2 separate regions of the Mus musculus genome follow, and region 2 is linked to region 1. The links are chromatin loops, found by intact Hi-C in ENCODE. Cell type or tissue: heart. All regions are shown on one strand. Each heading gives the region's core, and the rest is flanking DNA. Links, peaks and the distances in the headings are about the cores only. Region 1 overlaps Btrc (beta-transducin repeat containing protein). Region 2 overlaps Btrc (beta-transducin repeat containing protein).

Evidence for each region. A loop is a pair of places that touch in the nucleus more often than their neighbours do. Peaks named below come from ENCODE experiments on the same cell type or tissue, not always from the same donor. Only the 100,000 strongest peaks of a DNase experiment are listed, where the experiment ranks them.
Region 2: a loop joins it to region 1, with 2.1 times the contacts of the local background. A loop is called at or near these places in 3 of 42 quality-filtered maps.

Annotation. Positions count from the first base shown.
Region 1 is chr19:45,523,361-45,538,287 of GRCm38, reverse strand. It overlaps Btrc (beta-transducin repeat containing protein), which reads right to left. Exons shown (of 15, transcript NM_001037758.2): 14 at 10,832-11,024; 15 at 4,945-9,315. The coding sequence ends at 10,863. Among named protein-coding and RNA genes, the nearest start is that of Gm19639, 13 kb to the left of the region's middle. In heart, for the core only: no CTCF peak of the experiment used is centred there; a DNase peak (open chromatin) is centred at 7,867; H3K27ac peaks cover 2,986 bases; H3K27me3 peaks cover 1,325 bases.
Region 2 is chr19:45,444,465-45,459,391 of GRCm38, reverse strand. Btrc (beta-transducin repeat containing protein) reads right to left here. Exons shown (of 15, transcript NM_001037758.2): 3 at 2,782-2,859. It also overlaps the pseudogene Gm6807. Among named protein-coding and RNA genes, the nearest start is that of Btrc, 88 kb to the right of the region's middle. In heart, for the core only: no CTCF peak of the experiment used is centred there; no DNase peak of the experiment used is centred there.

The DNA of each region.
Region 1 (14,927 bases), core at 2,932-10,931:
AATTGTTGGACTGGACAATGCACATGTGTTTGCCTGTGAAGGGTTCCCTTCTTAGCCCCATTTTATAAGTGAAAAACTGAGGTCAGGGAACTCCCCCAATGTCACACACCCAGTAAATGATAAGCTGTGGGTTTAACCCAGAGCTGAGTTTGTGACCCTACCAGCTTCCTGGACTTTTGGGAGGCTTGTGTTTGTTCCTCAAACACAACGGGGCCTCCAAACAGCCTATGGCTTCCAGTAAGGAGTACAGTTCGCTCTCACTTGATCACTGGATTGCTCACTGACCTTAGCCTTGGGCCTGGGGAATCTGACTGGATGGGCCATGTGCGTGTGTATGTGTGTGTATGCATGTGTGTGTGTGTGTGTGTGTGTGTGTGTGTGTGTGTGTGTGTGTTTGTGTGTGTGAAGGGGCAGTGGAGGACCCTGCCTTGGGCAGAAGGCCATGAATCACAGGGGAGCTCTGAATTCCAGCCAACCAGGTGGGAATCTTGAGGGTAGCTGTGCTGTGTCTGGGGAGAGTGTGTTGGGGTGGAGACATCAGTATGAAGAAGGCAATGCCTGGCCAATTGGACCAAGGAGACATCTGGTGGCCAGTAAGGGACCTGCAGCCTTTTTACAGGAGCACCAGGTGGAGGTATCAGGTCTCCCTAACCCTTTGGGGACTCCTGGGGATCCAAGAGAACATCAGACCTTGAGTCTACTCCAGGGCTGGGACTCAGAGGACAGACAATCGGTCTCTGGTCCTCTTCTCATCCTCCAAGTAGGAGGAGAGTGGACCTGGACAGGGATGATGGTTACAGGAGGCCCTGCTCCACCATCCTTGGTGGACAATGAACCATCATCACCCCAATGAAAGCAAGTGCATCCTGGGAATGGGTGAGTGGCAGAGAAAGCACTTCACGCCGCTGCTCCTATAAGCTCTCCCTTGGAGCTGGGGAGCCAAACTGACTGCAGAGCTCCTGGGACACCCAGATAGAGACCAAGGCTGGAACTGGGGGTACAGTCAAGGACTAAGGTCTGGATTGGAGTATCAAGGTTGGTCAGAAGATCTTGAGGCTAGGGTCCCAGGGATAAGGGTCCTTGTCATCAGAAGAGGGGAGTAAGATCATTACCAAACCCAACCGTGAGCCCCTGCAGATACCAGAAGCCACAGGAAGCCCCAAGGGCTGTCTAGAATTTCTGGGCACATATTTTTTTTTAAAGATTTATTTATTATTATACACAAGTACACTATAGCTGACTTCAGACGTACCAGAAGACAGTGTCAGATCCCATTACAGATGGCTGTGAGCCACCATGTGGTTGCTGGGATTTGAACTCAGGACCTTCGGAAGAGCAGTCAGTGCTCTTACCCATTGAGCCATCTTGCCAGCCCCTGGGTACACATTCTAAGGGTATCTGGGCTCTTGCCAAGGCCAAAGGGGGTGTATACAGGGGCCAGGCTAGGAGACTAAGTCTGTTCACTAGAAAGTACAGCAAGGCTCTGCTGGGCCATGTTGGCCTTTGCTCTGGCCCAGACTTCTGAGACCACAGCAAGGTGTGTGGTAGGGACTGGGAGTCTCCTTGAAGGCAGACTTTTCATTACCTGAGTTAGGCGACTGGCTACCAGAGTGGAGGAGAGATGGAGTTCTCTGAGAAGCCTGGCTTCTCCTGCTTCTTCCTTTTGGCATAGCACACCCTGGCTACCTGTCAGTCACTCTTTCTGCCTAGGACATTGGTTGCCCCATGGAGGTGTATTGAGGCCTTGTTTCTTTTGAGGGTTCTAAGGCCTATTAGTGTGAGTGTGGTCCCACCCACACTCAGAGACTAGGAACCCTGAGCATAGGACTGGGTCACCTGAGACAGGCTGGAGCTGTGTGCATACTGATGGAGAGTTAGTGGCCTCCGACTCTCAGTTCTATATGCTATGGTGGCCCCTGGCCAGTTCTTTAGGGTGTGGGGACTGACCCCAAGGGAGAGAGTACGGGTGGGGAGCCAGGAACTAGCAGGCAGGCAGAGGGGAGGGAGGGGAGGCACTGACAGCAGGACAAATGCTTGTAATTTTATAACCAATCTCAGCGTGTCCATGGGGGGCCGTTTGTGCCTCCACTCAGGACCAATCAGCCTGACAGAGCTATGAGTCTGCCTGAGTGAGTGTGAGCAGCTCCCCCCTGCGCCACTTACTGCAATCTCATTACCACCCAGCTTAAGGCTGGCCAGAGCTGAGGACCCAGCAGGGTAAGGGAGTCAGCCCAAGCCAGAGCAGGGGCCACAGGGATGGGCCTTGTTCGAGATCCCAAGGATAAGATCATGGATGTCGTGGAGAGCCAGGGCCTCAAGGGGAGGACACAGGAGCTCAGGTGATGCTTAGCAAGCACTGTGGAGTGCTGGACTAAATTTAGGGTGTGGACAGGGCTCAGGCCCTGCCCTCAAGGGGCTTGCAGTCTGCTGTAGGTAGTGCGACAGATGGCAGGTGAATAGGCCTGGGGAAGGTGAGGATGGAGGAAGGCGACCTGTAGGCAAGGAGGAAATGGACGGACAAGGAGGACAGGACAGGAGAACAGAGAGCAAAGGACCAGCGCCAACCAGCATCGGGCCAGAGGCTTGAAGAGGGAGGGAAGCTGGTAGCCATCTCCAAAGTGCAGGTAGAACAGAGCTCGGAGGGAGAGATGCCACCCATGGGAGACCAGAGGGACAGTGGGGGAGGGTGACTAACCAGTGGTGGATGTTATAGGATGGCCTTGCTGGATATCTGGCTCTGGGGATGGCTGTGTGCCCATTAGTCTCTCTAATTGTCAAAAATCTAATTTAGTGTCTGGAGCCTGGGCCGGCCTCGGGTTAAATGGAGGGAGGTGGGCCCGGCCATAAATCTGCCCTCTCAGCCCAGGCTGGTGCTAATTCTGCAGTTAAGTGAAGGGGTGAGGGGAGCTCTGGAGAGGGGTGTCCTTGATGACCCTGTATGCCAGCCCCCAGGTGCTAAGTCTCAGCCAAGCCCTCCTCTCTCCTAGGAAGCAAAGGCTTGCCTGGGGTAAGCCTACCTGGGCCATGCCGGGAGGTGGGGGAATGAATGCCTCAAGTGCACAGTGAGCTCGGGGCCACCTGAGCAAGGTCATGCACTCACGTGCTACAGCTTCCCTGGCATGTGCAAAGCCCAGAGTTCTATTCCCAGTCCTTGAAATAAGAACCCCATGGGATTCCCTCAGCCACCAGCCCCTCTTGGTGACCCTATGGGGGGCTCTACTCTAGGAAAGCGATGGGGGTTGGGAGAGTTGTTTCTTCCTGATAGAAAAGTCATGCCTTATGCAGCAAGGGGCTCCTGGTGAGGGAAGTTACATTGTTGTCATCTACTAGGTGACTGCTGGGGGCAGCCTCAGCCACGGGGACCACATGACATATTCACTAGAGGCATAGAGGGTAAAAAGTGCCACCTTTCTTTGGGCTGCTTGGCCACTTTCCTTGGAGGAGGTGCTTGGGGCCCTGGACAGCTCCTCAAGGCCTCCTGTGGCCTGAGGTAGTGGTGAGAGCTCTGGACCTGGGCTTGGTAATGACCTCGCTCCCCTCAGAGCTACTAATTGAAAGCAAGGGGCGTGGTGGGCGCAGCAGGAAAGGCTGGAGGACTGACAGGGTTCCGAGAGGTTCTGCTTCCATGGGGGAGGAAAACAATTTCTCCTGGCTTCAGCTCCATCTCACCAGGCACCCACCCGGCCTCTCCTGCTGCTAACGAAGTGCCTTTAATTAGCAGCCTAATAAAATGCTCTTAATTGGCAAGAGCCAATCAGGAAGAAGCAAAGTCTCCTCTTAGTCATTGCTGATGGCTGCCCGGTCGATCCTAGGTTTAAAGGGAAGAGGAACTACAGCCTAGCCTTAAAAAGGGCCACCAAAGGGCTGTCGCCTAGAACAGGCCACGCACCTCCACCTGGGAACAGGGTCTGACACTAGGCTTAAGGTCTAGGCTCATGGCCTCAGACTCTGTCCTGGGCTCAGGAGCCAGATGGCTCAGGCTGTTATCTAGTAGCTGCTGGTAGCAATGGAGGGATATTTGCTGACACCCTGTCCCTGTAACTCTCTGGGTTCTCCTGTTAAGGGAGCAGACATGCTTGTTTTTACCTAAACAAGGCCAGGAGACCTTACACTACCATTCTCTAAGCTCCACTGGAAGCCAGTGACATTGATCACAGACCAAGTCTACCTTAGGGGTCACAGTACCCAGGAAAAACAATGTGGCCACTGCCAAGGGAAAGGACTAGATACAGTAAAAGCCCATAGGTCTTTTAACAAAAAGATCAATCGGTTCTGATAAGAATCCTGCGTGGGTCACCACCTGGAGGGGCAGGAGGCAGTCTTTCCTTTTGATGGTCTTCATCTTGTGCGTCTTTCTGTGTATTGGTCCTGGGGGGAGAAGAGGGGCTCACTCGAGAGCAGCACTGTCACCCCCAAGTGGCTTATGAATGAACACGTGATGGAGCAGATTGGCCTCCACCCAACAAAGCAGAGAATAGCTCAGATTCGAGGTGTGTGTGTCATGATGAGCAACTCTCGTCAGACCTCACTGGCTCTTCATGACACAGCACAGGATGACGTGCACAGCAGGGGCTGTCTCTTTACAAGTCAGTCCTGACTTTAGGGTTTTTTTTTTCCTTCCATCTTTTTAAGGTAGGATCTTGCCATGAATCTCTTGCTTCAACCTCCCAAGTACAGCATGCACAACTGGTGGGACCTTCGTTTTGAGACAGGGTCTTACTACATAGCCTTGGCTAGCCTGGAACTACGAAAACCGGCTAGCCTTGAACTCAAGAGATCCACTTGCCTCTGACTCCCCGGTACTGGTATTAATGGCATGATCTGGCTCCTGATTAATGGCTCTTGACCTCATGAAAGGAATTATATGTTTACTGTATACTTCTTTGATCTGTATGCTGGAAAACTCAACCATCCTTAGGATGTTGGGTCAAAGAGAGAAGACACTTAGAAAATTCGCTTTAATCTTGTATTTGTAATTTACTTTTTTTCCCCAAACAGTTAAAAAACCAAAACACACTATTACCATCATCCTAACTTGTGAACATATTGGTACATTGACTACACACCACTACAACATAATCACAAAAATTAAAGCGGTCAGCACTGGAGAATCTAGAAAACAAAAAGCGAACAAGCAAAAGCCCTGGCTCACACTTGTTGCCAGGCCTGTTCCCATGCTGGCGTCCACTGAACACCCTCAGTCAGTTTGCTAGGGTTTAAGGGTCACCGCTTTGGGAAGGTATCGGTTTCCTTGATACCCAGAGATCGAACCTATTGGACCTTTCCTTAAATGTCTGAGGGACACATACCATCCCCACCCTCCTACTTAGAAGCTAAGTCAGATAACTGAGTTTGTAGAGAAGCGAGTGTTTGGGAAGTCAACTGTCTCTGGGAATTTTAGGCCACAGGCACTGGGCCAGTGTCGTTTGTTTTGAGACAGGGTTGCTAGCCATGGAGGGTCCTGGGCGGCAGCGCAGTCCATCCCTCCCGCAAGCCAGTAGCCACTGTCTCCCTGCTTTGGTCTCTCTCCTTGGCTTTAAGGATTCTGATATCCTCCGTGAACTAACGCTTCAAGACAGCCAGCAGCAAAGCTCACCTTTATTCCGGGGATGGCTCCCTCTCGTACTGACTGCACTCACTGTGGTTACGTGGGCTCTACACTGCCACAGGTCATGTGCGTGAGTCTAGGATTGACCCTATTGGAGGTCTCTGGTGCATTCGAAACTGCTGAGTGTAACCAAACGGGGATAGAGATTAGTGTGGCCTGCAGTTCCACTGTAAACTGGCCATCACCAAAGGGTGCAGCCACAGGGCTGGGTACCTGCATGCTTCATCTCCACCTGAAGGCATCCTTCAGAACACACCTAGCCCGCAGGCCTGCACTAATCTGAGTGGGCCTCCTTCCTTCAGATTCAGGACAGGAAGGTATCACAATTTAGCTCAAAGGGAAGATGCTAAGACAATTAACACCACCACAGCCCTAATTACTTTCAGTATTCTCCACTCTGGACAACTGCTAAGCAAGCAGATCAACCTCAGCCACTCAGACCAGGAGCCGGCAAGGCAAGGCAAGGCAAGGCAAGGCAAGGCAAGGCAAGGCAAGGCAAGGCAAGGCAAGGCAAGGCAAGGCAAGGCAAGGCAAGGCAAGGCAAGGGACTGGATGGATGCACACAGCCTTCTCTGCAGCTTTGGATTGTTAAAAAAAATTTTTTTTTTTCCCCTTACAGAATGATTTAGGAGCCTCGATGTCATTTTCAGTTCCAAAACAAGCTACTGAGAGCCAGACTTTATTACTTGTCAACAGAGTTCCAAACAGTTTCTGTCTCTAAAGTTAGGACAAATCAGAAAGAATTTAGCCAAGGGACAAGTGTAAAAGGCTTTCCATCCATAATTCACACCCACTTTCTAACTATACTTCAAAGGAAAGGACATCCCTAGCAGCAGAGGCAAAACAGCGCGCGTTCTCTCTCTCTCTCTCTCTCCCTCTCTCTCCCTCTCCCACATGAGCAGCAAGGCATGGGTTGGCCTTGTCCAGACACTGTCAGTGTGACAGAAGCCATGCTCTCCAGCAGGCACCCTGTGCACTTTACTCAGCTGCCTAAGGACCTCAGCCTGTCAGTAGGGAAGGTCTTGCAGCCTTTATTTTGGAAAGTAGATTTTAGTTAAAACAAAACAAAACAAACAAACAAAAAACCAAGCCTGACCCGAGACTCTCCTCTCGTCTCCGAGCCACAGGACACCCGAAGCTTCTTGTCTACTATTCCTTTAAATGTGTGGAGATGTTCTTTGTTTCTCTTTTCTTTTTAAAAAGGTCAAACTTTACATCTCGCCCAGTTGGGGATCAGTGATAATCAATTCCCACTGAAATCATGCAGAGATGGTAAGCGGGGTTCACCTTCTCTGGAAATGAACTTCTTACCTGATTGTTTCTTCTACAATGAACTGGTAAATGACCCCCAGAGCTGAGAAATGCGAGCAATTCAGGTGCTCAGACCACTTAACTTTGTTCCCATTTCCATCAGCAGTGGCGAGGGCAAGCTGCAGAAAGAGCTTAACCACTCTATGGGCTTCAGTGAGCAGCGTCCACCCCAGCCTGAGACAACGGGCAGCCACACTTCCCGGCTGGCTTCAGAACAGCACCCTCCAGCTGAACCTGGGAGGAGAGCACAGCCCTGGCACCAACCAGTCTGCAGCAGTGCCCACACTGCCCCCTAATCCTGGGCATCCACGCTAGGCAGATGTCCTCCAGCTCCTAACTTCTTAAAGCAGCATGGAACTGAAGAAGGGCTGGTAGACTTGTGGCCACTAGACCATTTCTTGAAGCAGCTTAGGTCTCTTCATGTCTGACCCGTTTTGCAGCAAAGTCCTTCACTATTAACAGTCAACATAACAGACAAGGGACTCGGCGGGGTTAACCAGACAAGTCTGCAACACGTGGTTGGTTGGGAAAGGAGAAATGCGGCTAACACAGGGAAGGCAATCTGTACACGTGACCTGACCCAGCACGTAATGGCATTCACTAGTGGGACACGTTGGGCAAGGGGTAACTTGCAAACCAGTGAAGTGAAGGTGGTCTATCTGAGGGCCAGTTGTGAAAGGGCCCCACTTCCTGCTCAGGTGAAGGTGGTCTGTCTGTGACCACATGTGATGGGCCCCGTTCTATTTTAAGCAGCTTGTTCAGTTGGTTTTCTTCAACTCAAATGCACGGTTAGGAACAGCATGACAGTCTGACTGCTTGGCTTCCAAGTGAAACCGAGGCTGCACTGTGGCCTAAGTCACCCCTTGGCAGGCCCTGTGCATGCTGTGGGGTAACTAAGTTGGTTTTCAGTTCAAGTACTTCCAGGTTTGGCCATGAGTGTCTGCATCTGGAGCCTACTGGCAGGGGCCCAGTGCAGCCGTGTACACGACCTGCTTAGCTCTGCCCTTGTGGAAGTGCAGCCGCTTATGTCATCACTGACTGCCAGCTAACTGGCTGGGGAAAGTGGACAGCAAATAAGGCTGGGAGAAGGAAAGAAAGAGAAGGCAGCTTTTGCTTATCAGTAAACCCTGTGTGCCAAGCTTCACCCTGATCCCCTCTGGCAGCCTCGCCTTTCTGCAAGCACTCGGCATAAGGACCTGCAGTGGAAGGCTGAGATGCTGACATTTACTGGCCTAACCCAGAATCTGTTTCTCTCCTGACCATCTCTTAGGCTACTATGCTCTTGGTGGGCAGTTACAGGTCCCTGGGTGCTTTCCAGCTCAGTCGAGGAACAAATTCGAGCCACAGAGCAGAGTGCAGTGGTGCCTGGTGCTGGCTATTCCAAGCCTTTGTGCAGGCCAAGCCTCGCCAGTGATTTAAGATGAAGCACAATGCTTTTTATTACACATCTAATTGTTAATGAGAGGAATGCAATCAGCAGCTCCTCTCCACTCTACATGGGACCGAGGAAGACCGCTGAGTCCGAAGCAGACACAGCACTGATGGTGCCCAGGACATTCCTGCCCTTCCCCAGGGCACAGGGAAGGAGAAAGCTGCAAATGTGACTGACCAATGTCATGGTCACAAATCCACTGGTGCCCCAGGTTGGTCACTTGCAGCAAAAGCCTGGGCTGGAAATAAGGACGAACTCAACTCTTGCAAGTGTCACATTGTCTAGGTGATCCGCCTCATGCTAGCTGAGGACTCTCTTTGCACACCTTCTCAGGCTCAAGATGGAGTATGGGAGCAGGGAAGAGGGACAGACACCCAGACAATGGAGGGAGGCAGCAGTGCAGATCTTCCAGTGTGTGTGCGCCTCTCCTCTCTCTCTCTCTCTCTCTCCCCTCCAAGATGTGTAGGCAGCTGTCTCCTCCCACGCAGTGGCTGGGACTGCTCTGGCCAGATGCTGGACACTCCTGCAGTTAACAGGAGGAGGCCAGGCAGTCTCTGCCTGGAAGCTGCAGCCCCTGTCCCCTAGAAGTGGGCCAGGTGGGGAAACTAGTTCTTCTGCTTAACGGCAAAGCAAGAGAGATTCTGGCAAAACACTAAATATATTTATAAGTCATCTTTGTCTGGAACCCAATGGGAGGGAAACAGGTGCAGGGAGGAAGGGGAAGGGAAGGGGAGGGAGGCTTGGAAGTTCCAATCATTCACACAAGATAAAGACATCTTCTGATAGCAGCACTGAGGCAGCCGGTGCCGAGCAGGCCGTCCTGGTCGGCTGCTGACCGACTGTGTCCCAACAGGAGTCTCAAAGCCCTGCTCCTCGCTCATCCGTCCGGGAATCCGGGTAGGAGTTTGATTGTTGTTCATCCTGGTCTTGGCAGGTCTGTTAAATACTGCAACATTAACGAGTCCTGTGTGAAAACACAGCCAACAGTCATCAGCACCTTTCCCCGTACTTTTTACTTGCTTTAAGAAAAGAGAATGTTCAGCCGGGCGTGGTGGCGCACGCCTTTAATCCCGACACTTGGGAGGCAGAGGCAGGCGGATTTCTGACCGTGCTCCTGATCCCTTTGAGGGTGTAGGTGGTGGCTGGAAGTGTAGCCTGGAGATAAAAGCTCTGTCTCCTCTATGTAGAAGTGAGAGCTAATGCCATAGAAACAGAGAAGACAGCCTAAGAAGGGAGCCTAGATGATGATTCAAAAAGACCAAACCAGGCTCTCAGGGCAGTGTCTGTTTCAGCAGCGAGAGGAGGAAACAGATGTAAACAAAGTTAGGAAGAATAATAACGGCAAGGGTTAGGGGCACATTTCTGTGGTTAAACGGGTGTTTAGCATGAACCAGGCCAGGTTCTCAATACCCCAGGGGCCTCCACCCCAACAGCAAAATGCTCTTACATTGGAAAAAAAACCAAACATTGGCAGAAAGAGCAGATAAGTATATGGTGGGTACAGGAGCGTGACCACGGTTACCTTTATAAAAAGATGAGTGACGTCCTAAGAGCTTTGCAAACACTGTCTTCATGCAGACCTGTGAGTGGGCCCTACACTCACTTCCCTCATCAGGGTATGGCAGCTCGTGTGACAGTGTGACTTAGCAACTGTGTCCTCTACGATAGCAGAGAAACTGAGGGAGCCCCCAGATGCCGATCACCCCCTCAGAAAGACAGGTGCAGGGGTGTAGTGAAAGGCACATCTGTGGTAACTACAAGGCAATGGTAGTGTGGGAAACAGGAAGTGACGTGGAGCTAAAGGCTGGTGCTAAGTTCCTAAAGCCAATAACCTAACCTGTCTGAGCCAGTGACCACAGCGGATGCCAACGGCAAACACACTCATACAGAATGCACGGGTACTTTAGGTTTTATTCTGTTTTAGAGAGGTGCTAGAGATGTGGGAAGGGTACTAACTTCAAGTAGCTGCTGGGGCTGAACAAACCAGGTATTCTCCTGTAGAAGTTGCAGAGAAAGTAGAGGCAAGGAAGCCACCTTCTGTTCCCAGCGAGAATGACGTGGCAGCGACGCAGAGCTGTGTGATGTCAGTGGCACACTGCTGCTTGAGCCATTTCCAGTCACGTTGATAAGTTAGCCTGGAAGGGGCTCCCCTGTAGGTACTTCATCTAAGAACTATAAATGCTAGGCTCGGGCTCACTCGTTTTCAAACTGTTCAAATGTCCTTTTACTTTGATAACATTTGTACTGAAGGAACTATAATAACAGAAGAAGAATCCTCTAAACTGGAACTGTACCTTGGGGAGAGTGGTGCTCACTGGGGCAGCCCCTGCCTTATCTCATGCTGTCAGCTCTGCTTTCCTGTTGTACAGGGATGGGTGACACAAATGGTCTGAGAGTGAGATGGCTCTGGGAGTGGGCAGCACCCACAGCCAGTCCTCCATCTCCTAGCACGGGGCTCGTGCATGCTTCTTCTCTCATACCTGGGCAATTATGAGGCCAGTGTTGGGTTATTTATCTGGAGATGTAGGTGTATGTCCGAGAAGGGGAGCGGGGCGGTTCAGCGTGAGCAGCTGGATCATTCAGGAAGTCCCAGATGAGAATTGTGTCATCATGTGAACTACTGACAATCTGGAATTCATCAAACTGGAGGCGGAAAACTCTTCCAGAATGCTCCTAAAGAGGCAGAGACAAAAAGAGTTAAGACTTTGAACTCAAAATCAAAAGCCTCTTTGTTTGAAGGAGCCTACAGAGAGGCTCAGGTATGCTCTTTCACTGTTCATCACAGACAGGAAGCAGTTCACTATCGTTAGGATGCAAAGCATCGTTAGGATGCAAAGCTCAAATATTGGGCAACAACTGATCTCAGCAACACAGGGACCACGCTTATTACCGAGGCAAAAAGGCAGTGAGGATGCTGGCTTGTCAACACTGCCTTCTGGGCTGGAGGAGAAAGCTCCTTAGTACCTCCCTGGTCTTGTCTCCCTTCGAGTTCCTTTGACTGACCATCAGGAGTTAAGGGGTGATCCGCAGTAAGTAGTGACATGCCGGAAATGTGTGCTGACAACCTTCCTAGATCTGGAGAGATGGCTCAGCAGCTAAGAGCACTGGCTAGAGGCCCCAGGTTTGATTCCTAGCACCCACATGGTAGCCTACAACCATCTGTAACTACAGTTCCAGGGGGACTTGACATCATCTGGCCTCTGAGGACAATGAACTGCACAGATAGACATGCAGGCAAAACATCCATGGACATAAAATAAAAGCAAACCTTAGAGGAAAAAGAAACTTCCTTAATGTGAAGAACTATTTATAGATTCTCATGATTCACAAAGTCCTACCATGGCCAATCTGGAGCTACCCACATATGGTCAACAACTTGCCAAATTCTTTGTTGTTGTTGTTTTTTCTTTTCTCGAGATAGGATTTCTTTGAATAACAGCCCTGGCTGTTCTGAAACTTGCTTTGTAGACCAGACTGGTCTCAAACTCAGAAATATGCCTGCATCTGCTTCCTGAGTGCCAGGATTAGAGATGCGCCACCATGCCTAGCAACTTGGAAAATTTTAATGGTTGGCTGTTCTGGGGTCAGAGCCTAATTTTGCACATGAGGGAGTGAACACTGCCTAAATCAGGTGCAGACTACATCTAACTTCCTGGAAAGGACTTTCAACCCTGCCAGTCAGTGTCTGCTGCACCCCAATGTCATCACTGATCTTTACCTGCCCTCGAATTCATAGAAACACACACATGCTGCATACATTTGCTTGTGCAAGCTTACTTTTTTAAAGATTTATGTATTTTATGTTATTTATTTATTTTATGTATATGAGTACACTGTTGCTCTCTTCAGACACAGATGCCAGAAGAGGGCATCAGATCCCATTACATGTGGTTGTGAGCCACCATGTGGTTGCTGGGATTTGAACTCAGGACCTCTGGAAGAGCACTCTTAACTGCTGAGCCATCTTTCCAGCCCCGTGCCTAGCTTATTTTACTCAAATATTAGAACAATGTTTTGTTGTTGTTTGTTTGTTTTTGTTACTATAAGTAAAAGCAGTTACTTTACCCCTTTAAAAGATTAGTGGCCAATATCCCATTGTATGACTGTACTACAGTTAGTCTACTGTCTAATTTGCTCTTTTGTTTTTTAGTTTTTTGAGAAAGGGTTTCTCTGTGTGGCCCTGGCTGTCCTGGAACTCACTCTGTAGACCAGACTGGCCTCAAACTCAGAGATCTGCCTGTCTCTGCCTCCCAAATGAAAGCATCTTTGTTATAACAAAAAAAAAAAAAAAAAAAGGCAGGCAGTGGTGGTGTATGCCTTTAATCCCATCACTTGGGATGCAGAGACAGGCAGATTTCTGAGTTCGAGGCCAGCCTGGTCTACAGAGTGAGTTCCAGGACATACAGACCTGCAGAGAGACCCTTTTTCAAAAATACCAAAGAACAAAACAAAACAAATATACGTGGAGCTGCTGTGATGGCATACACTTCCGACCGGGAAACCTAGTCATATGCCTGGGAAACCGAGGCAGAAGGTCACCAGCTTGAGGTCAGCCTGAACTACATTTCGAGATTCAGTCTCTACACTACAAACATTTTAAACATTTATTGTTGTATGTGTTTTGCCTACATGTTTATCTGTGTACCATGTGTCTGTCCAGTGCTCACCAGAGGCTTAGAGGGTGTTGATCCCCCGGCCCCCACCCCTCCACCCCACAATAACTATAGCTAGTTGTGAGCTGTTCTAAGAACGGCTATTGCTCAAAACTGCTGAACTATGGTTCCAGCCCGCATGGTTCCGATGGAACTATGCAGTCACTTCCCGAGACCGCGGAAGAGGATACTCCTGGCCTTGGTGGATGCTGGGAAGCAGGGCTTTCAAAGCTGGGCCACTTGACAGAGCTCAGATGCTCTCTCTCCCCATCTTTCAAGTCATCTTCACAGTGACATTTAATAGTTTAAATTTATGGTTCCTTTATCAAGTTGAGCAAGTTCACCTAGCTTGCTCAGAGTTTCATCATTGGTAGGCACTGGATTTTGACAAGTGATTTTTTTTTTTAAAATTATTTTATGTGTATGGGCGTTTTGTCCGTATCATGCATTGCCTGGTGCCCAGAGAGGCATGAAGAGAATGTTAAACTCTCTGGAAATAGAGTTACAGACAGTTGTGAGCTGTCACGTGGGTGCTGGGAATTAAACCAGGTCCTCTGGAAGAGCAGATAGTGCTCTTTGGCCACTAAACTACTGCCAGCCCTTTGTCAAATGCTTTTACTGACCTGTTGCTACTGTAACCATGCAGTCTACCTGTGGATGAGATGGACGACATCAACTGAACACTGAGGACATAGCTCAAGGGTTAGAGCACTTGTCTACTTTGTAAAAGGCCCCAGCCTTAAGCTCTAGCGCCATAAGAATCCACTAATTGTTAAGTGCTCAGTCAGTCTTCTCTACTGTACCTGTAACACCCATCTCTGCTGGAGGATGGCTTTGTTATACATTACTGGAATCAACTTATCCATATTTTGGAGTCTTTTTTTTTTGAGTATGGATTCTTTCAAGGCTAATAAGAACATTTTTCTAGCATTTATAAAGCCTTGGGTTTAAGCACCACAATTTTAAAAAAGCGATTATGATTCCGTTTGGTAAGCACGGAACCTGCAACCCCAGCACTTGGCTGATGGAGGCAGAGGGGTTAGGAATTAAAGGTCAGCTTCAGTTCCACAGTACGCTTGAGTCTAGGCTCTACATGAGTGGGGATCGATAGGTCAGGAAGGTGGGGAGAGGATTAGAACACTTGTCATGCAGTCTAGTGACTTGATATCAATGTCTAGAACCTACATAAAGGTGGCGGGAGACACCGACTCTACAAAGTTGGCCTCTGATCTCCATGGCATGCACGCCTCCCACAGTGACATTAAACTTAAAAAGGTATCACTATCTTAACAGTCAAAACTCTGGTGAGACATTCCGGGGGTGTGAAGGAGACACAGGGTTTCCATCCCCAGCCCTGAAGGAAAAAAAGGGTGAAATACAAACTTTTATCTTTTTGAGACCAGGTTTCACTGTGTAGCCTTGGCTGTCCAGGAACTCACTCTGTAGACCAGGCTGGCCTCGAACTCAGAAATCTGCCTGCTTTTGCCTCCCAAGTGCTGGGATAAAGGCGTGCACCCTGAGTTATCACCCAGAAAATTGTGTTTCCTTAATACTAATATTTACTGGACATATATATTGGTCTTTTGTTTTGAGACAGGGTCTCATAAATTGGACACTGGTGGTGAATTCAGGGCAATCCTCCTGCCTCAGTCTCTTGAGTGCTGGGATTACAAGTGTGAGCCATCACCCCTGGCTTTACTTTCACTCTCTCCGAGTAGTTTCTTTGTTTGACCTCACTGAGCCTGGACCCGAACCTAAGCTGATGGTCAGGAAGCTTCAATAATCTTCCCACGTCTGTCCTGGAAAGTGCTGGAGTCACAGGTATGTGAGGAGACATACACTTCTCTTCTCTTTTTTCCTTCCTCTTGAAGGTGGGACCATGTTTATTTATAGTGAGGGACACTTTTGTTACCTAGACATGTAT
Region 2 (14,927 bases), core at 2,311-10,310, 78 kb after region 1:
AGAATAATCTATATAAACTACAGTCTAGTTGTAACAATAATAGGTTGTTAGAATTCAAGTGAATTTTTTATATTTAAGGGTAAGAGATTCCTGAAAGCTTATCAGAAATATGTGCAGGTGAATTTCAACTTCAGAGATTGACCCCATGAAGCCACAGTCACTTTAGGCTGGCCTTGACATCCTTTTGTCTATAGATCTCGACACTAGACAAACAAAATAGCAAACGTTGTTTCCTTATTGTCAGATGCAACAGAGAAAAAGAGGAGTTTAAACAGCTTGTGTATTATGTACTACCTTAAAAAAAATCAGCAGCGGGGTAATCAAGTTCAGGGCGGTTGCGGACAGCTGCCCTGTGACCCGCTTCCATTGACCCCTGCTATTCATCACTCTTTCCCAAGATGGAGAGGGCAAGCTCCCAGGGAGTGACCACCACAATAGACAGACACAAGCCAACAGTAATCTGGTTCGAGCAAAAAACCAGATGGCGCTGCAATAAATTTACAAATCTGCATTCATGGGGCTGTTAAAACACCCAGAAGCTAAAAGGCTCTGAGGGCCCCAGGAGGATCGCCTACTTCCCCAATTCTAAAGGCTCCAAGAACACTGAGTTCATGCTCTTCACAAAGAGAATGGAGATAAAACCCTTTACAAAGAAGGGAGGGGGGAGCCTCATGACCTAATTAATCTCCAGAGCTTGGATCTCAACACTCAATGACAGATATTAGAAACATCATTCTGGAGGAATTGAGGGGGGGGGGGTGTAAATTAAAGAGGAAAGGGAGAAGCGAACCTGTTAAAACAGCAACGAGGAGAAAACATCAAATTTCTTTTAAGTACTGTACACAACAGATCTTCTTCCAAGTAGAAAATGATTCAATAATGTATGCATTTATTTTTAAAATGAATCAGATTAGTCCCATGTGTGACCTGCTGGTCCATCTGTATGTGCTGGACTTAATAGGCACGGTTTTCTCTCTTGCTTCAGTTTGAAGTATGAGAGAGATAAATTTAGTTTAATTTTCAACAGATCAGCCTATCCATTTTCCAAATGGACCATCTGGATCAGCCTATTAAAATTAATTTATAACTTTGCAGAGTGAAAATTCGTTTGTTAGCTTAAATAAAGTTGCCAAAACTTTTTGTTGTGTCATTGCTTTCTGACAGTCGCCTCTGTGCAGTGGACATAGCGCTTCCATCTCCAAGTTTACTTATGCAATATCGCTCTATTGATTTCGCATACAGATCTGGTGTCTATCTCCAAATAATTAAAACGAATCGTCTTGACATCAATTTGTTTGTTTTGAAAGCTTCCTGTATTGACTCAATTCTATTTAAAACAATTATTTTTATAAAAAAAAATTAGGAAACTGCCTATCTGAAAAGGAGTTAACATATAATAAATAAATAAATAATTGTGGCATGTTTTCATGTACTTTCTCTTTAGGATAAAGCTATGAAAACCAGACCCTAAGGCTGAAGTAGAAGTTCTTTGGAAATAGCAAGGTCAGAGTTCCAAATCAATGAGCAGCTCTGGTTAAGTCTAAGCTCTTCAAGCCTCCACTTGCTTCATCAGTAAACTGGAAACTGTATCATCACCTCTACCAGCTTGGCAGAGTTATCGCAGCATTAAATGAAATAAATAAATGCATTGTGGGTAGCCAACACAAACCACATCTCTGCTCTAAGTCCTAGAACGAAGGCCATAGACACAACCAACTAAAACTATCTGTACTGCTACCCATTTAATACAATCTTATACTAAAAATGATTAGGTAACAGTTATTTTCTACCTATAATAATTTAATCAATAAGCAATTTAGTGACTTGTTCTGTACCTTCACTGTCTAAAACACAGTGAAGGTATTACAGGATTTTACAGGTAGTGAGGACATTTTTTCATTCACTATTTTGGATATTTTAATGAAAAATAATAATTAAAAAAAAGGGGCCTGAACTTTCACAAGTTTACAAGTTACCTCTGGGGAGCAGGACACAGAGTCCTCAGGAAAAGGGCTTTATATGTATTTTTCTCTCCCCTATGTCTGTACTGTGCAAACATGTGAGCAAGGTCACCCACGTGTATGCACACATGTGGAGGCCCTCTCCTGGGACCCCTGTAATCCCTTCCCAATGCTGGTTTAGAAGTGGCCTGCCACACTGCGGGTCCTCGGGCTTCCAGGGCAAGCACGTTAGCACTGAACCAGTTCTCCAGTCCCACAAAGACGGCTCAAAGTCACCATCGATGGTAGACTTCACCTGGGATTGGGGAACTAAAGAAATCAGACAAACTCAAACAACGGAAAGCAGCTTTGTTCCAGTTCTGTTGTTGTTATTTAAATGGCTGACAAACCTTAGCCAGGAACGAGGTACAGGTGCATAACTCCAGCACTCAGGATGCAGAGGAGGAGGCTAGGATTCAAGTCTTCTAGCCTGGACTACTTAATGAAACCCTGTCTCAGAATTTTCTTATTAAAAATAAAATGTATAAATAATCCTTACTAGGAAATAAATATTAGTGTTAACTATTCCATGTCCATTCTATGAAGCACTTAAGGTCATCTTGCCTGAACAAGACCTCTTTACTTCAAATTAATTATTTAATATATATTCTGACTATTAAATAATGTTACCTGACTGAAATTGATGGCCAGGGCCAGACCAACTTCAGAACACAGGGCTCTTTATTTAAACTCCAATTTTTAAGAATGACAGTCAAGGGTTTCCTGTCTTTTGTTTTGTTTTTTAGAAGCTTTTTATTTTAAGTAAGACTGAATTTCATACCTGTCTAAGTGAATTCTTCTCTGGTATTATCTTCCTAGGGGGTTCGCCATTATTACAGTCTTCTCTCTCTGAGGAATTCTGTGAAAGAAAGTAAGCCTTAATTCAGTTCTCATTATCTTCAATCTTATTCTGTGGGAGTAAACTACATTACATTTCTAATTCTGTAAGCTAGAACACCATGTATGGTTATGCATTTGAAGATTTATATACATACAGACATACACACGTGTAAAGGAAACCATATGCCCATGTATATAAATTCAAGCTGGGATCTGGCTGGGAGGATTCTGTTGCTTTAACACTACTCAGAAGGATCACAGTGGCTAGAAGTCTAGTTTATCATACTTTGACACTGGGATGTTAAGAAAGTCCTAGGCTGTGTTGGGCGGTAGTGGCACACGCCTTTAATCCCAGAGCTTTGGAGGCAGAGGCAGGCAGATCTTTGCGTTTGAGGCCTGCTTGGTCTACAGAGCAAGTTCCAGCCACAGTTGTACCCCACACTTAGCTGATGGCAACTTGAATCATGATTATTACATTCACTTAAGTAATTAGTCTCCAACTATCTTAAATGTTGCTTGATACTGGTTTAGACTCTAAAAAAACCACAAAACTTTCTCTTTTCATCTCACATTTGATTTTTCTGTCTTACACAAAAACGAGCATAGTTCTTATTAACACAATTAGTGTTTAACCTGTACTTTGGGATTTTTTTGTCACTACCAGTTCAAATAGTAGCTACAAAATCCTAAAATGTCAACGGGATTTTTACATACTGAAGAGGAACAATTCACCTAAAAACAGATTCAAATGTGCTCAAAATTGGCTGAGCTTGGTAGTTTATAATTTTAATCCCAGCACTTGGAAGACAGGCAGGAGGATCTTTTGAGTTTCAAGTTTGAGGTCAGCCTGGTCTGCTAATGAGACCCTCGAAAACAAAAAATAAACCAAGGGCAACAAATGTTAGCCATTTGCAAAACAAACAGAAAATCCCAATTACATTTATTTGAATTATCTATTAAAAGTAACTGTTTATAGTTTACAGCTGACAAATTTGTTACATTATATAAAATCATTACTTTTCTCTTTTTTTTTTTTTTTTGTTTGTTTGTTTGGTTTTTTTTGGTTTTTCGAGACAGGGTTTCTCTGTATAGCCCTGGCTGTCCTGGAACTCACTCTGTAGACCAAGCTGGTCTCCAACTCAGAAATCCACCTGCCTCTGCCTCCCGAGTGCTGGGATTAAAGGTGTGCGCCACCACGCCTGGCTATTACTTTTCTAACTGGAGTTACTTTATTTTTAGATTCAGGATATATTTCTAACATATGAACTTATCTGGAAAATTTCCTAATGCCTAAAATTATATAATCACCACTGTGCTATAAATCAACATCTAAGATATTCAGTTTTGGAAGAAAAAAAGGAATACATTTGAAATCATGGGACAGGTTTACTGTTTAGCTTAGAGCCTCTGGGTGATTCTTGCCTGTGTCCGAGTTCCTCCTGAGTTTACTGACTCACAAGGAAGAGATGAGCTAACGCCTGTAAAGCACAGCAGATGAGGAAACGAGACACTGCTGTTGTGAGACAGGGCCGCACTATGCAGCCTTGGCTGGCCTACAACTCTCTGTCTCTGTCAGAGTGCTAGGATTAAAGGCTAGGTGCTATTGTTAAGAATTCTTAACAAGAAAAAGGAGTAAAAATCTGTAGACACTGTTAGAGCTATTTAGTGTTTTGTTTTAATAGGATAGCCAAAAATTTATTCTGGCCAAGTCATTGTTAAAAGAAAGCCAACCAAGAATGAAAAATTCAGCACAACTGTTAAATGGGACAGTAGCAACGCCAAGTGATTGGAATATAAGGGGCAAGGAACTGGTTACCACCCAATATTGAAGGAGACATGTGGAGTGTCAGTGAGTTAGAGATGAATAATCACTCCCAACTTGACAGTAACAAAGAATGATGAAATTGCCACATGAGCCTAATAGATCATCTGGGTGGTCCTTAGGAACCTCCCCACCAACACTCAGAAGAGTTCAGTGTCCAAGGACTTACTGTCCACGCTCTTAGTGAGACCGAATCCCAACAAGAAAGGTACCCAACTGCTCTACCCAACAAATTAAGTTACAGTCAAGAAACTCAAGAGGAACTAGTTGACACAGGCAAGCATCACCCAGAGGCTACTAAACTAGCAGACTACTAAAATAGCAGGTGCACTTTTTATAAATAGTAAAATTGTTACATAATTCTGACTGTATCGTCATAAGATACTAAGAAAAAATAGTAACTCTACAGTGAAGAAATCGGGCAAACAATGCACTGGTCTCTTGGTCTAGAGAGATGGCTTTGCAGAAGCATTTCCTGAAGGCCAGGGTTCAATCCCCAGCATCCACACGGCAGCTCACAATAGTCTGTAGCTTCAGTTCCAGAGGATCTGATGCCCTCTACCAACCTCCATAGGCACCAGGCACACACATGGTGCACTGACAGACATGCAGACAAAACACCTGCACACATACAAATGAAAAAGTTAAAATAAACGAACATATTTAGGATGAACAAATCACCTTTGAAGTTAGTTTCCTAAACCCAAACAGGAAAACATCTACTCTGGATGGCTAAGTGGCAAAAGTGCTTACCATGCAAGCATAGAGATCTAAGTTTGGATCCCCAAAGTTCATGTGCAGCTTCTCTAACCTCAGCATTCCTGCTGCACAAGAGGCAGACAAGCCTGTGGGCCAGCTAGCCTGTCAGACACAGGAATGAACAAGACATCCTGTCTGCAGCATGGTGGGAGGTGGGTGACGGCCACACATAAGTGCAGTGGTCATGTGTACCTGTGTGCGGGCACACCCCCACCTACTCATTAAGGTGACAGACTAACCTGAAATGCAGGAAATCCTATAAAAGTAACTATCCTTAATTCAACAACAACAACAACAACAACGTCAGTCATAGAGTAGATGAGTAATAGTTCCTTCGTAAAGGGAAACCAGAGACGACTAATTTTAATATGTGATCAGAGATTTTTTCCCCCCATAAAGGCGAATATTGAACAACTGGGGGGAAATCTAAGTAAAACCTTGTAGATATGCTAATATTAAATTCAATGTTTTGCAACATTCATTCTTCCTTATGTGAAGACATGGATTTGGGGGGGGGGGTATATAGCTTTGTACCTGTAACACAGTCAAGCTCTGACAAGTTTACCACTCCCTCAAATCTTTACAGTCAATCTTCTCCCCACTGAAAATCAGTTATTTTGTTTTAGCTCAATTATTTTGTCTTTTCCAAAATGCCATATAATGCACTCAGGTAACATGAGCATTTGAATCTATTCTTTTTCCTTGCTCATCAAAACAGTTTTGAGATTTACTCGGTTTTTTTTTTTTTTTGATTTGTTTATTCATTATATGTAACTACACTGTAGCTGTCTTCAGACACCCCAGAAGAGGGCATCAGATCTCATTATGGGTGGTTGTGAGCCACCATGTGGTTGCTGGGAATTGAACTCAGGACCTTTGGAAGAGCAGTCAGTGCTCCTATCTGCTGAGCCATCTCTCCAGCCCTCAGGTTATGATTATATAAATTATTATTTCCTTTTCTGGTCCCCTCATTTTAGACACAGTTTCACACTGTGGCTCACACAGCTTGGTCTGAACTCACAGCACCCCTTGGATTCCCACGTGCTACAGTAATAGAAATGAGCCACCATGCTCCTTCTTTTTATTGCCAAGTACCAATCTACGATAGGGATACGTCCATCTCTTTACACATTTCATTTCCTGCTTTTGATCTTACATTATGTAGTAAATCTTTAGCTTTCAAATGGTTCAGAAAAAAGCATGTCAGTGTGAGTGTGTATGCACGGAGATAACGAGAACGTGGCGGCATGAGCACTTGGTACTTGTGTGTAAAGAATATAAGGGGATGATTTGTACTGTTCTGTCAGAAAGGAAACACGAGGCTGTTGTTGTCTGTTGTAACTCACGTGTTCCAGCCTGGTCCCTAGTTGGTGCACTGCTCTTGGGAGGTTACTACCCCTAGGTGGAAGAGACATGGCTTAGCAGTGGTGGGTCATTGAAGGTGGGCTCAGCAATCTTATACCTAAGATCTCTGTTTCCCGCCTCTCTTCACAATGTGACCATCCACCACATGTTCCTGATGCCAGAGACTAAGTGTCCTCAGGCTCCCTTGCTTCCTGGACATGATGGACTCTAAACTGTGATCCAAAATAAAGGCCTCCTCAACTCAGCTGCTTCCTTCTGCCAGTTATTCTGTCAAAGTGAGGAGAAAAACAATACAGAGGCCTAACCTGAAGAAAATACAGAAATAAGAAGCAGGGTGAGAGGGGAGCTGTTAGTCAAAACTTTTGGGAAGAAAATCCCCAAAAATTAACTGAGACTTTTTTTATTCCTCTTGAGACAGGGTCTCGTGTAGCCCATCTCTACTGGCACTGGCTTTGTAGCCGAGGATAACCTTAATTCTGATCCTCTGCTCTCTACTGCCCCAGTGCTTGGATATGGTCATATATACCCGCATATATACCCGCAAATATGGATATAGTCATATATACCCGCAAATATGACTTTACATGGTCCCAGGAATCAAATACAGGGCTTCGTGCATTCAGTACACAGTCTAGAAACTTACTTCTTCAGTACCCGAAACTTACATCCTGTCACAAAACCCTAAGCAAATATGACTGCTGAGGATAATTTATTTCCAACAGCCAGAACACCTCATTACAGAAAACAATAGGTTCAATGTGTTTGTAGTCCTTGAGCAAAAACTCCCTGAAAAAAAAAATCTGTGAATAGGACTTTGAAAAAGATTCTAGAGCCAGTAAGTAAGATGTTGTCAAAGATACAGACACTGACTGCCTGATAACCTGAGTCCATCCTTAGGGCCCACACTGTGGAGGGTGAGAACTGACTCTCCCAGGTTGTCATATCACACATACACATACACACACACACACACACACACACACACAGAGGGGTGGGATTAAAAAACAAAATTTAAAAAATTCTATATAGCTTTTTACCTTTTATATTAACACCAAAAGTATTTTTTCCACCTTAGGTAAATTGCTTACAATTAAAACGAGATGCAGTTTTTGCTTAAGTTTAATTTTTTTGGGTGTGTTTTTTTTTTTTTTTTGAAACAGGGTCTCAGATATAGCCCAGGCTGAGACATAATATTGATAACAGAGAGGATGGTGGCATAAGAAGATAAAGTATTAATAATTCTTAAAAGTGAGATACTGTTTAGGCAGACCGCAAATGCCTTTTTTTTTTTTTTTGAAAATATCTTCAGAAGTAACTGGCAATAAAAATGTCACGGGGGGGGGGGGGGGGGGTGTGTCATTGCTTATAGACCGGAAGCCGCTGCCTTAGTTCTCTTTCCCGTCTTGCAAGATGGCGGGTGAAAAAGCGCCTGATACAAAGGAGAAGAAACCTGCGGCCAAGAAGGCTGGCAGTGATGCTGCTGCCTCCCGGCCCCGGGCCGCCAAAGTAGCCAAAAAGGTTCACCCTAAGGGTAAAAAGCCCAAGAAGGCGAAGCCCCATTGTAGCCGAAACCCTGTCCTGGTGAGAGGAATTGGCAGGTACTCCCGTTCTGCTATGTACTCCAGGAAGGCCCTGTACAAAAGGAAATACTCGGCTGCCAAGACCAAGGTTGAGAAGAAGAAGAAAAAAGAGAAGGTCCTTGCTACTGTCACCAAAACAGTTGGTGGGGACAAGAACGGTGGCACCCGGGTGGTGAAGCTTCGAAAAATGCCTAGGTATTATCCCACCGAAGACGTGCCTCGGAAGCTGCTGAGCCATGGCAAGAAGCCCTTCAGCCAGCACGTGAGAAGGCTCCGCTCCAGCATCACTCCCCGGACTCTCCTGATCATCCTCGCTGGGCGCCACAGGGGCAAGAGAGTGGTTTTCCTGAAGCAGCTGGACAGTGGCTTGCTGCTTGTGACTGGGCCTCTTGTCATCAACAGAGTTCCTCTGCGCAGAACACACCAGAAGTTTGTCATTGCCACCTCTACAAAAGTTGGTATCAGCGATGTTAAAATCCCCAAACACCTGACTGATGCTTACTTCAAGAAGCAGCTGCGCAAGCCCAGGCATCAGGAGGGCGAGATCTTCGACACGGAGAAGGACAAATACGAGATTACAGAGCAGCGAAAGGCTGACCAGAAAGCTGTGGATTTGCAGATTTTGCCAAAGATTAAAGCTGTTCCTCAGCTCCAGGGCTACCTGCGCTCTCAGTTTTCCCTGACAAACGGGATGTATCCTCACAAACTGGTCTTCTAAATTGTTAACCTCATTAAACAGCTTCATAGGTTAAAAAAAAAAATGTAACGGGGGGGAGGGGGGGAGAGGTTCTGAGATGGCATGGTGGCATGTGCCTTTAATCCCAGTACTTAAGAAGCTAAAGCAGGTGGACTCCTCTTGCAAGTTCAAGACCAGCTTGGAATACACAATAAGACCTGTCTCACAAAGGAGTCAGATGATAAACTGTCTCAAAATCAGCACATCCAAATTTAGCGTACTAAATCTTTAACCCCTCCGCAGCATTTCTAATCAGATCCTCACTGTCTCACTTGTCTATGAGTTCACGGCTAGCTTGTCTACATAGCAAGTTCCAGCACAGCCAGCAGTACACAGAAGAGTTGGAAACTTTTATGGTCCTACTTCCCTGTCCCCAGCTCAATACATTAAAACCCTAGTAACCTGGCCAATTTAACTTCCACAAAGCACACACCGTTTACCATTCGTCAATTTTCTACTTCTTTCCTTTCATTCTTTTCCCTTCCCATTCTACTCTTCCTCCCCCTCTGTTCCCCTCCTTCCTCTCAGACTCTCAGACAGAGTCTCACTGTTTAACTGAGGCCAGCCTCTACCTGTGACAATACTCCTGCCTCATCCTGAATGCTAGGGTCCCAGGTATGTGCCATCACACTTGGCTCTTTCTCTTTGGCCACAGTTTTGTTCTAGGGCCTGGATGACCCTGCACTCGGTGTGTAGACAACAAGTGCTAGAGTTATAAATACGCCGTCACAGCTTTGCTAACTGAATCGCCCCCGCCTATGATAGGAGCCTGCTTTCCTATCCCTTCGTCTACTAAAGTCTCAATTCTCAATTCCAAGCTTGGTGAGAAGGCGCAGTGAAAGATATTTGTCACCAAGGTGACCAGAGTTCAATTCCTGGGACCTTTGCAGTGTAGGAAGAGAGCCAACCCCTGCAAGCTATCTTATGAGTGCTCCAGCATTTATACATTTAACTTCCTGCCTCTCCACACACACACACACACACACACACACACACACACACACACAGATGGGGGTGGGGAGGGAGGGATTAAATGTAAATTTTAAAAAATCTTGACTCAAGTGACAATTAAAATACCATCATAGCTTTCTCCACAGCTCAACACGTTACAGAAAATAGGGTCAATAGATGCTCAATAAATAAATAAGACCCAGTTGGGTATGGGGTGCACACCTTTAATCTCAGCATTCAGGAAGCAGAGAGAGAAATATCGATGTGAGATGTAAGTTCAAGGCCAGTATGAAAAGACATCACTTAGAAGTAAAATCACAAGTTTCAAAACTAGAAGTAATGTTTTCTGACTTGTGCTTCAGGGTTTTTTTTTTTTTTTTAATACTTACATATTTAATGTATTTGTGTATTTTGTCTGTATGTTTGGGCGTTATGCCCATGGAGGCCAAAAGAGGCTGTTGGATCTCATGGGACTGAAGTAACTTACAGAAGGTTGTAAGCCACCACGTGGGTGCTGGGAATCAAAACCAGGTCCTCTGGAAGAGCAGCCAGAACGGCCCTGACCACTGAATCATAGCTCTAGTCCCAATGCTACATTTTTCACTGTAATAATTCAAATGAGTATGTGACTCAGTTATTATTGAAGCAAAGCAGGTAGATGCTGGCAAATTTCATCCCTGAATCTGAACCCTTTTAAGGTGGAACTCAGGCTAGTGAGACAGTTGATAGGGGAGAGAGACTCCCTTAGAGATAACCTGAGGTCAATTCCCAGATCCAACAAGGTGGCAGGAGAGAGCCAAGCAAGAGTTGTCCTCTGACCTCCATATATTTATTCATTATGACATGTACATGCTTGTACATATGTGCATGCACACACAACCACACAAATAAGCACTTCAGAATCCAACTGTTCACTGTCATGTAGAATGGCAAACACATATGAAGAAAAGAACCTAAGACTATTTCTAGTAACCAGCTAAACGATCCCGTGGTAAGCTTTGCAGGCGAGTTAGGGACTGGAGTAACACTGCTTCCACACCACCTGTCCTGCGACTCGGCAGTAACTTTAACCTCCACACACAGGGCTTCCAGTTTACAAAAACAAAAGGTATTTTTACAAGCTTAAAAGGTAATTTAGCTACATAAAAAAATAATAAAAGCTCTTCAGTGAAAGGTGACATAAAACACACACACACACACACACACACACACACACACAGAGCTGGCCAGAAAATGACTGTAATCCCAATACTTGGGAGGCAAAGGCAGGAGGATCACTGAAAGTTCAAGGGCAGCCTAGTCTGAGTAGTGAGTCACAGGCCAGCAAGTGCTACAGAGTAAGGTACTCTCTCTAAAGACAAAACAAAAGCCCACCACACTCTGCATTTGAAAAAAAAATTAATGAATCTTCCTGGGATTAATGGGAGAAGTAAGTAAGTTTAGAAGCTTATTGAAGGTTCAGTTGTATCCAAGGACCAGTTTTTAGGGAAGACCTGAAGTATCCTCATAAAATAATCCTCTCTGGCATGCTTCCACAGACAATAGCTTCTCTGGCAAGTTCACCATTTGGCACACTCTATTACACCACAGCAACATCAAACAAAGTCTGCACACAGTGTTTAACTTCTATGGAACCCCAGTCCAAGCTTTCAAGGGGGGCTATTTTTCAGCGGTGCACAGATCCAAACATAGTGGTAGGAACCAGATAGAATGGAAAGTGCTCCCTGGGAAAAAACCAAAGAGTACTAACTGCCATCCGCACTGCCTTCCTCCCTAGGACAGAAGTCAAAAAACCTGCCAAGTGGGTTGATCCCCCTGCTACATTGTCTGACGCTAATTATAAGAATACTACAGATGCAGCCTTTCTCAAAATGCAAAGGGATTGTGTGTATTTGCAAAGAACAACTATTTTTTATGCTTCCAAATTCTTAATCCTGTTTGGAGCTGTCAGTGGGGGTTAATGGAAGCCTTGGATAGGAGAATTCCAATCTGGTTGGCAGATGGATAGGTTGGTTATAGCTGCATAACTATGTCTTGCCTGCAGGCACAATTCAGAACACTGTTAAAGCAATATAAAGTCTCTGTCAAGCTGAACCATTTGGATCAGTAGCAAGGAGAAATAATAATAAAAAAGAAGTTCATTTCTGGGCCTTGTGCATTTATGCTAGTATGCAGAAACTGATTAATTGTCATAGTGTGTTGGTCTTCCATACCTCAGATTTCTACTTCTGGAGGAGATTTTGCATGCTAATATAATCATTCTCCCTCTTGAGACATTAGCAAATAATCAAATGAAAAACAGGATCATAATTTACTGAGATTCAAGCAATTCTCTATGCAAATTTGACTTGTTATTGCTGCTGCCTCGTTAATCTGAATGCCTTTGACAAACTCCTTTGATTTATGAACTCATGACAACTCCAATGTGTATATATTTTGCTAGATTGACATTATCATTAAGAGTGGGTGGACTGAGCTCACATGAATGGCTGATTTTATTCGCTGGTGTCTGCTGCTCAACAGCTGAGCATCTCCTCCTCACAAAGCCCCTGAGCGGCAGGCTCTTCCCATCTTCCCATCCATTCATCATCTCGATGTTAATTGGCCCAGGCTTTAAGCAAATTTTCAACACGATTTAAAGGCACGATGACACTGATTACTGACCCTCTGCCATACGGTGCCTATTGATTAACCTGACAGAGATGATGAGCTTGAGGGAAACTAGGTGTGTGGGGACCTCAGGGAGAAAAATATATTGTCTATGCAGGCAAACACTTGTCATTACCTCACAAGCCAGAATCTGCACAGCACAAACTCTTAAAAACACACTACTGCTTTGATACCTACAGCTAAGACAGAAAGTGCTTTCTGTATCCACAGATATTACAAATACGTCATGTCAAAACACACTGACACATTCAGTATTTAGAACAATTCCCTGGGTAGATGCTTGCCTTTTGACCAATTATTCTTGTGCTAGCTGTGTATATGTGTGTGTTTGTATATTAAATTAGAAATACTGGGGTGGCCTAGTTGCATTTTATTATGCAAGAAAAATAAAAGTGAGGAAACAAATTTAGGAAATAAAGGAAAGAAGAAGGAAGGAATTAAATAATCCAGGCCAGTTTCACCATGATTAAAACAGGCTACAGTCTGTCAGTAAAAGAAGAGATTTTCTCAAAAAGAAACCCAATTTGATTTCAGAAATTCTGTTTTCTATTCTTTCAACACCACAACCTGACTCCAAATGCCAAACTATTCAACATAGAAATTATCAGCAGAACATTTATTTAGACAAAGCAAAATAGTATTAGAGTCTGACAAACATAGTTCTTAAACTCCTGCTTGCCTGTTTGCAACAACTATTGTGCAAACTGTTTATTTGGACAAAGTGTAAACAATCTTTGAGGTTATGCTTCAGAAATCCCAAATTCCTCACTATTAAGAGAAGAAAATATAAACATTACAAGTTAATAGGCGGTAAGTACAAATATTGGTAACAAACAAAATTCTGCTCAGGATACTGCTCAGTCTGTAAATGCACCCACATCATGAAGCACACCAGGGGTCAGAAAGGACACCTTCAGATAGGGACAGTTATTATTTAAAACAAAGCCAACAAAATATCCTCCCTCTGGCCACACATATCACCTTGTTTACTCACGAGTCCTGGGGGACAGCCAGTGTACAGTTTTATACACAGGGAGTTTGGAGCAGCACTAACGGTTATTTCAAAGCTAAAATAATAGAAAACTGAACAGCCTGACTGTACTCGCTATTACAGTGACATGGGCTGTTAATGTAAGAGATCAAATGTTCTTCAAGCCAAACAGCATTGGTGCCTGTTATTCTGGAACATGCAGCTTACTCCCTAAAAGCCTGCCTCCTGCTCTTCTAAGATAAACAAGCTCAGCTCAGCACTGAGATGCTCTGATAAAGACAGAGAGGAGCTGTTCCGGGGGAGACAAGAGAAGAGGCGCCAATGTTGCTTTTGTTCACTTTCAAGTCAACAAGCATCATAATCAAGACAATAGTATTTTATCATTAAAGCATAGATATAAGAGAAAAACAAATTTGCAGCAATCAATATAGGGACCATTCCCCAAAACAGCTAAAACAGTTATCTCTATTTTCTGAAGAGGAGAGATGACAGCTGTCTGAACATATTTAGCTTTGTGTCTTCTTAATCAAAGATTTGAACATCAACTTAGCAATGACTCTAAGTATATATAAGAATTTTTAATTAACTTAACATGTTCTACACCAGAATAACAGTCTATGTAAACACAAAACTAAGTTTCTGGGCTCTAAAGACTTAATTGAAAAATCAAACCATACTTTATTCCTTACCCATTTAGATCTGTAGGCTGTGAAGTTTTAAAATTATTTTATTCACCTGAACATGACAATGCAGTCACCGAACTCTAATAACATGGCTTAAAATTTCAAACTGAAATAGAACAACAAAATAGACCCCTGTGTGTCAGACCAGAACTAATATTCCTTTAAAAAATATTTTCATACATATATTTCATGGTTTAAAAAACAAAAACAGCTGGGTGGTGGTGGTACACACCTTTAGTGCCAGCACTCTGGGAGACAGAGGCAGGCAGACCTCTGAGTTCCAGGACTGCCAGGACTACCTGTCTCCCAAACAAAACAAAACAAAACAAAACAAAACCCCAAAACAACCTCCCCACCTCAAAAAAGGAAACCAAAAATCAACCCATAAGGCTAAATGAGCACAGTAAACTAAGATACATTTGCCAAGCGAATGTAGGATTGAAAGACTGAAATAAAAGGCCAAGCACATCTACCATGGGACCAAACCGCAAGGAGTTTGATTTACTTCTGCACAAACTTTTAAGTTTAAA